Linked DNA regions of Homo sapiens: region 1 is linked to region 2. The links are chromatin loops, found by intact Hi-C in ENCODE. Cell type or tissue: gastrocnemius medialis. All regions are shown on one strand. Each heading gives the region's core, and the rest is flanking DNA. Links, peaks and the distances in the headings are about the cores only. Region 1 overlaps BBS10 (Bardet-Biedl syndrome 10). Region 2 overlaps LNCOG (lncRNA osteogenesis associated).

Region 1 (2,921 bases), core at 1-2,500, 76 kb before region 2:
TCAGAAGTGCTTGTTGAACAAAACAGTGTTATCTTTAATTCATTCCTTTAAATACATGTTTCCAGTTTACTTATTCAACAGATTCTTACTTGGGATTGACTGAAGAAAAAAAACTTTAATTATAGTTGAATAAGTGTTGACTAATGTATTTTAAAAACTATAATATCAAAATTTTTTATATTAAATGTAATTCTGATTTTTTAAACATTTATGCTATATGATGCATTATTTTGTTTCTGTGAATATGGAGAGAATAAATTAGCTCTTTTGCTGAATTCATGGATGAATGAACTTTAAAACTGCTGCATAATTTTTTTCATTTTTTTTTTAATTGCCTTTCAGGTCATTTGGTCACTTTGCTTTTTTTGTGGTTGTTTAAAACACTCCTCCATTACTGTAAGCATTTAATGACTTCCAGACATGCCCAGTGCTTTGCATATGATAAGCATTTAATAGGTATAGTCACTAGTCCAGGAGCCCTGTTGAGGTAGGACTGGGTCTTTGTACGTTTGGCACTTGGTCTAATATCTTACACACAATAGATGCCTATTGAGGGCCTATTTGTTGAATGAATCTGTCATTTGGTCCTCATAGATGAGATTATAATTTCTATAAACTTTCATGGGCAAAGGATCTATTTTGGGGAGGAGCAGAAAGTGTAGAACAGATCTACACAAAGTAATCCTTTTCCTTTTCATTAAAAGAAACCCCTCAAAAATGGTGGTAAAACTTTCATGGATTTATCCTTATTTACAGAATAACACTAGAGAGTTTACATCACTGAGTTAGATAGGAAAGCACTTTTAAAAATGTAATTACATTATACTTATACCCTCTACCACAAAGGATGTGAAGTGACCTGCAATAAGAACAGACCATCCCCACCCAAGAAAAGGAACAGACAAAATTACAGTAAAATCTGAATGAAAATTAAAGAATCAAGACCAAGGAAAATGTAAAGGCCAGTTAAAATCAAAATCAAGATCATGTTTCTATTTTTTACTGCTGCATAATGAATAATCCCAAAACTTAGTTTTTTTGAATCATTATGTTATTTACTTGTGGTTCTGGGGGTTGACTGGGCTTAACTGGACAACTTTCACTGCATTCTGTTGTTTGAGCAGTCATAAGCATCACCTGAGGTTCAAAGGAGAAGAATGCAGGCCCCACCACTCAATGGGAACAGTGTCAGTGTCACATCATAAGAGCATGTGGGATGGGATATATTGAGGCAGCTATCTTTGGAAAATACAATCTGCTACACCATGGGAGGGAAAAGACAAATACGCATTAACTTCTCAACTGCGTTTCTTTTTATTATTAAGTTACATGTCGATCCACCTCCCACAAACACATTTTCTCCAATAACCTTTATAGACCTTCTTATTTTTTCTCATTGGGCCAGCATGAGCCATTTTTATTTTCAAAGCAATAGTTAAACTTGAACATCCTTGAGCTGATTCAGCCAGGGATGCTATTTAATCATGTTGTACAGGAATTGCCATGTTATCCACATTTCAGACTAAAAGGGAAGGGGAAGAAGAATGCAGTTTGAGCCTGAACTTTTATCAGAAATTGCCTCTCCTCTCCCAAAAGAAGTAGAATATGTCTTTCTCATCTTCACAGCTTAGCAGAGAAAACAAAAACTACAGCTCACAAACCATGTATATGTATGTATATATAGTTATTAATTGCAACTTTGTCATAGCAAAAGATTGCTAACAGCCTAAAAGCTAGATGGATTCACAAAGAGAGGCAATGATTTGGAGGGGTGGGGGAGGAGATACCAATCAATCAGGAGGAGGTAGGAAGATTTCTCAATGTCATTTTGATTTTTGAACCAATTGAATATTACCTATATAAAAATGAAATAAGATTTTAAAATAGATCTAGTGCAAGCACATAGAGAATACTCTCCAAATAGTAATTAAGTAATAAGGACCCTGATCTAAGGAAATGCAAGATCAGCATGGAAGAAAAACTGTGAGACACCCTGACAAATAAGTAGAACTTTGACAATAAAAGATATACACCTGAAAAAAAGGAATATTCTCTTAGCTACACCTGGCTTAGGATTGTCTCACCAGTTCTGGAAATATGAGAACATTCTCACTAGGCAGGCTGCAAAGAGGTGTGAGCTGTGAAAGAGTGCCAGCAAGCAGTGCTTCATTCTCGGGGGAATTTCCACAGTGCAGGGTCTGGCTCTCCCTTATGCAGACTCACCATCAGATTTTTGTGAGCACACTGATTATGGCTTTGTCTCAGGGGCTAACTCACGCTAAGCTTGTGAATGTGATAAATTTATTTACAGTGAGAACTCTCCCAGGAACTAGAATATTCCAAGTCCATTTGGCCAATCTTTCCTTTATGTGTGGATCTCTATGGGAAGTCAAACAATAATCAGGTGCTTGCTCAGTAAGCGTGGAATCAGAACAAGAGAAATCAAATGAAATATATGGTCCTCTTTCCAGTCCATTCATGCTCCGGTTCCCCATGGCATAGTCCTGGCCCTCCTCTACCTATACTTGCTTCCTAGGAGAGCCTATCCATCCATGGCTTGGGTGCCAATAGATGCTGATAATCCCAAATTATATATTTCCAGCCTAGACCTCTTTGAATTCTCAACTCATTTATCCACCTGCCAACCCAGTCTCCACTTGGATGCTCACCCTTAACGTGCCCAAAATAGAATTGCTATTTCCCATTTCCTAACCCTAGCCCTCCCACTGTCGCCCCATGTCAGTTAATGGTACCACCCACCTCCCACCTGCTCAGGACAAAAACCTAAGAAACACATTGACTTGTCTTCATGCTCCACAACCAATCTATCAGCAAATCCTGCTGGCTTCAAATACAAAACGGGTTTCAGATCCACCCGTTTCTCACCACTGCCACCGTTGCCACTCCAGCCCAAACCACTT
Region 2 (2,924 bases), core at 207-2,706:
ATTACAGGCGTGAGCCATTGCATCTGGCCAGCTATCATAAGATAATTGAACAAAAGAATATCCTTGGCTAATTATTGGTCAAATTTCAATTAGCAAATGACTGCATATTACCAGTGAGTTTTCAAAGGGACTTGAGAATAGGTCTGGATCAGATCAGATATCAAAATAAACTTTCTCCCAGACAGATTCAGAGCATTTCATCAAGATGATTCAAGTAACATGAATGAAGACAAATCGGGGCCAAAAGGATGTAGCCTGCAAAGTATGACAGGGCTTGATGGAATAACATCAATATTGGTGTTTTAATATGCAATATAATTAGATTTCAGATCTAGACTCTTCTGAAAATAATGCAGACAGAGAAGTGCCTCAGGTCAGGATTTTAATTCAGAGAGTAAGATAAGAATAAATATCTTGTGGTAGTGCTCTTTTTTGTTGAAGGGTAGACTTTACTACAGAGTACATGTTGAGGTCTGATATATTTGGCAGTGCCACCATCTTCAATGTCTCTGATTTGCTTCCCAAAGTAGAGAAGGGAACACAAGTGAAAAGGAAGTTGGGATTTATTTGGATCCCAGGTTTCCAAAGACAGCATTTACACCTCTTACTGCCTCAGTTAGCCATAGCTCAAAGCTAGAGAGATTTTTGTTTCTCCTCCAAGGTAGCAAGGAAGCAAATAACTTCAGTGGTATCTTTTGTGCTACATTCTGAGATAGACGATGATTGTGATTATAGGAAGTCTTGTTCCATTTTAATTTATTCAACCATCACTTCATAAAGCATCCCCTAGGTTGGCCATAAGCAGCTCAGAGTTCCACATTCCTGCTACCTTTGCTCTTCCCTCAAGAACACCATCAAGGGCAAGAAGGGTCACTGAACCCTTCTTGGGGTTTACAGTCTTAGTGGAAAACATTAAACCAGTCAGTTCGTGCAAAAATGTTCTGCTGACACTGACTCTTTGGGCACTTTTTATCCTAAGAGATCAGAGAAGATGGGCCTGGATGTTAAGCCTATTGAACAATGGGTCAAAGATAAAAAACAGAGATGCAGTTGACTAGATTTTAGCAGCTCCTCGTGCTCCCTCCACTTCCTCTCATTTCACTCCCAACGGGGAAGGGTGTGGCCATGCTGTAGGCTTCAGGATGCCTTTTCTTTTGCAGGGCCAGAGCCTGAGACAAAAGCCTAAGAGCTCAGCCTCGTCTAGGCAAAATACGTTCACCAAGTTGCATGTGGTCTACTCCAGTTCACAAGACTCTACACTGGGGCTTGAGCCAGAGCCCAGCTAAATAGAACGTGCCTCTTTGCCCACCATCCTTTTCTGTGTATATCGTTTACTGCAGGACAGATGGAATTCAAGTGTGCAGGATCCCTTAGCCATAAATCCCTCCAGCTCCCTATATTCCTACCAGATGGCATAGAGTTGGGGACTGAGAAGGCATATTCACTGGGGACCAGCATTTGGGCAGTAGAGGCCCTAAGAGAGTGAGGGAAGCTCTTGGAGGATTTGGTATTGGTAGTAAAAAGGACTCCTTTTGGGTACTAGCTTATCCAGAACTTAAAATGTTGGAGCAGCAAGGAGCTGTGAGTCCCATGGTAAGGTCATCAGTCAGCTCAGCCCAAAGGATCTGGAGGACCTGACGGCTGCTTCTCTGGAATCTGAGCCAAGGAAGGCAAGCCAGGAGGATGAGATCACAGTCACCTCATTAATGTACTATGTGTAACACAAGTGGGTGGCAAGAAGAGCTCTCGTTGCAGAGAACACTTTGTCTTAATGCTTAGTCAAACAAGGACAAGTACATTTCAAAATGTGTGACATTTTAGCAGGAGACAGGTACAGATTCATAATCCTTTCTCCACAATTATAAAATTTAAAAGGCTCTGAAAAACAGAAGCTCTTTTGCCAGTGTGGGAAAAAACCTCACATAGTGGCAAAAACCTTTTTGACCATTGGTTATGTCTCAGAGCCCCTACCCAGCACTATCATGTCTACTGTGTACATTTTTGTTATTTTGAAATTTGGGGTTAATTTCACTCTTTGAGAAGAGTTAAAGCTGCCCTTATAGGTAACAATGAAGAGAGGGAAAGGAAGAAAAGGAAGTGCCTGTTGAAATCAATAATATTATAAGTAAAGTTATTACAGAAGATAGATCCTGCTATCTGTCTTGAAAAATACAGTATCAGAATCAAAACAATATATGACTTAAAAAACAGAACGGCAAGTTGTAGAAGATTTCCTGTGCAACAATGACTAAGAACTAATGAAAAATAGGAAAACACTTTAAAGGGCAAAGAATGCAAATCATGATGATATGTTAATTAAGTGGATTTGACAATGAAGCGAACATATACTACTAGTTTGTTATGAAGCAAGCTACTATACACTGCAAAAATTGAACACTGAAAATAATGTGAATATTTAGAAGGCTGTGGTGGTGGGGGGCTGGTAAATCTGAAATCTGTAGGGCAATTCCATAGGTTGGAAATTCAGGCAGGGTTTCTATGTTACAGTCTTAAGGTAGAAATTCTTCCCCAAAACAATCTGTTTTTGCTATTAAGGCCCTCAACTAATTGTATGAGGTCCACCAACAATATCAAGGGTAATCTCCTTTACTTAAAGTCAACTGGTGGTATATCTTAACTGCATCTACAAAATACTTCACATCAACGTCTAGACTGGTATTTGTCCAAACAAATGGTCATGCCAATGATCGTGGTCATGGTCATGGTCTAGCCAATCTGACACACAAAAATTTAACCATCACAGCTGCCTACGGAATTTAAGAGCTTTAATGCTAATAGAGTAAAATAGAAAAAAAGACACAGAATTTAAGAGCATCATGGTGTAAAATGCCTTACAAATATGTAATAAAATCACTCCTGATGATGTTGAAACAAATTAAAGATATTTTTAAAATTATTAAATT

Evidence for each region. Peaks named below come from ENCODE experiments on the same cell type or tissue, not always from the same donor. Only the 100,000 strongest peaks of a DNase experiment are listed, where the experiment ranks them.
Region 1: it touches region 2 in a loop (7-fold over the local background); 13 of 110 quality-filtered maps call a loop at or near these places.

What each region holds. Positions count from the first base shown.
Region 1 is chr12:76,341,860-76,344,780 of GRCh38, reverse strand. It overlaps BBS10 (Bardet-Biedl syndrome 10), which reads left to right. Exons shown (of 2, transcript NM_024685.4): 2 at 1-307. Among named protein-coding and RNA genes, the nearest start is that of BBS10, 5.1 kb to the left of the region's middle. In gastrocnemius medialis, for the core only: no CTCF peak of the experiment used is centred there; no DNase peak of the experiment used is centred there; H3K4me3 peaks cover 354 bases; H3K27ac peaks cover 2,265 bases.
Region 2 is chr12:76,265,771-76,268,694 of GRCh38, reverse strand. All of the region lies in intron 1 of LNCOG (lncRNA osteogenesis associated), which reads right to left. Among named protein-coding and RNA genes, the nearest start is that of LNCOG, 7.4 kb to the right of the region's middle. In gastrocnemius medialis, for the core only: no CTCF peak of the experiment used is centred there; a DNase peak (open chromatin) is centred at 1,674; H3K4me3 peaks cover 303 bases; H3K27ac peaks cover 1,942 bases.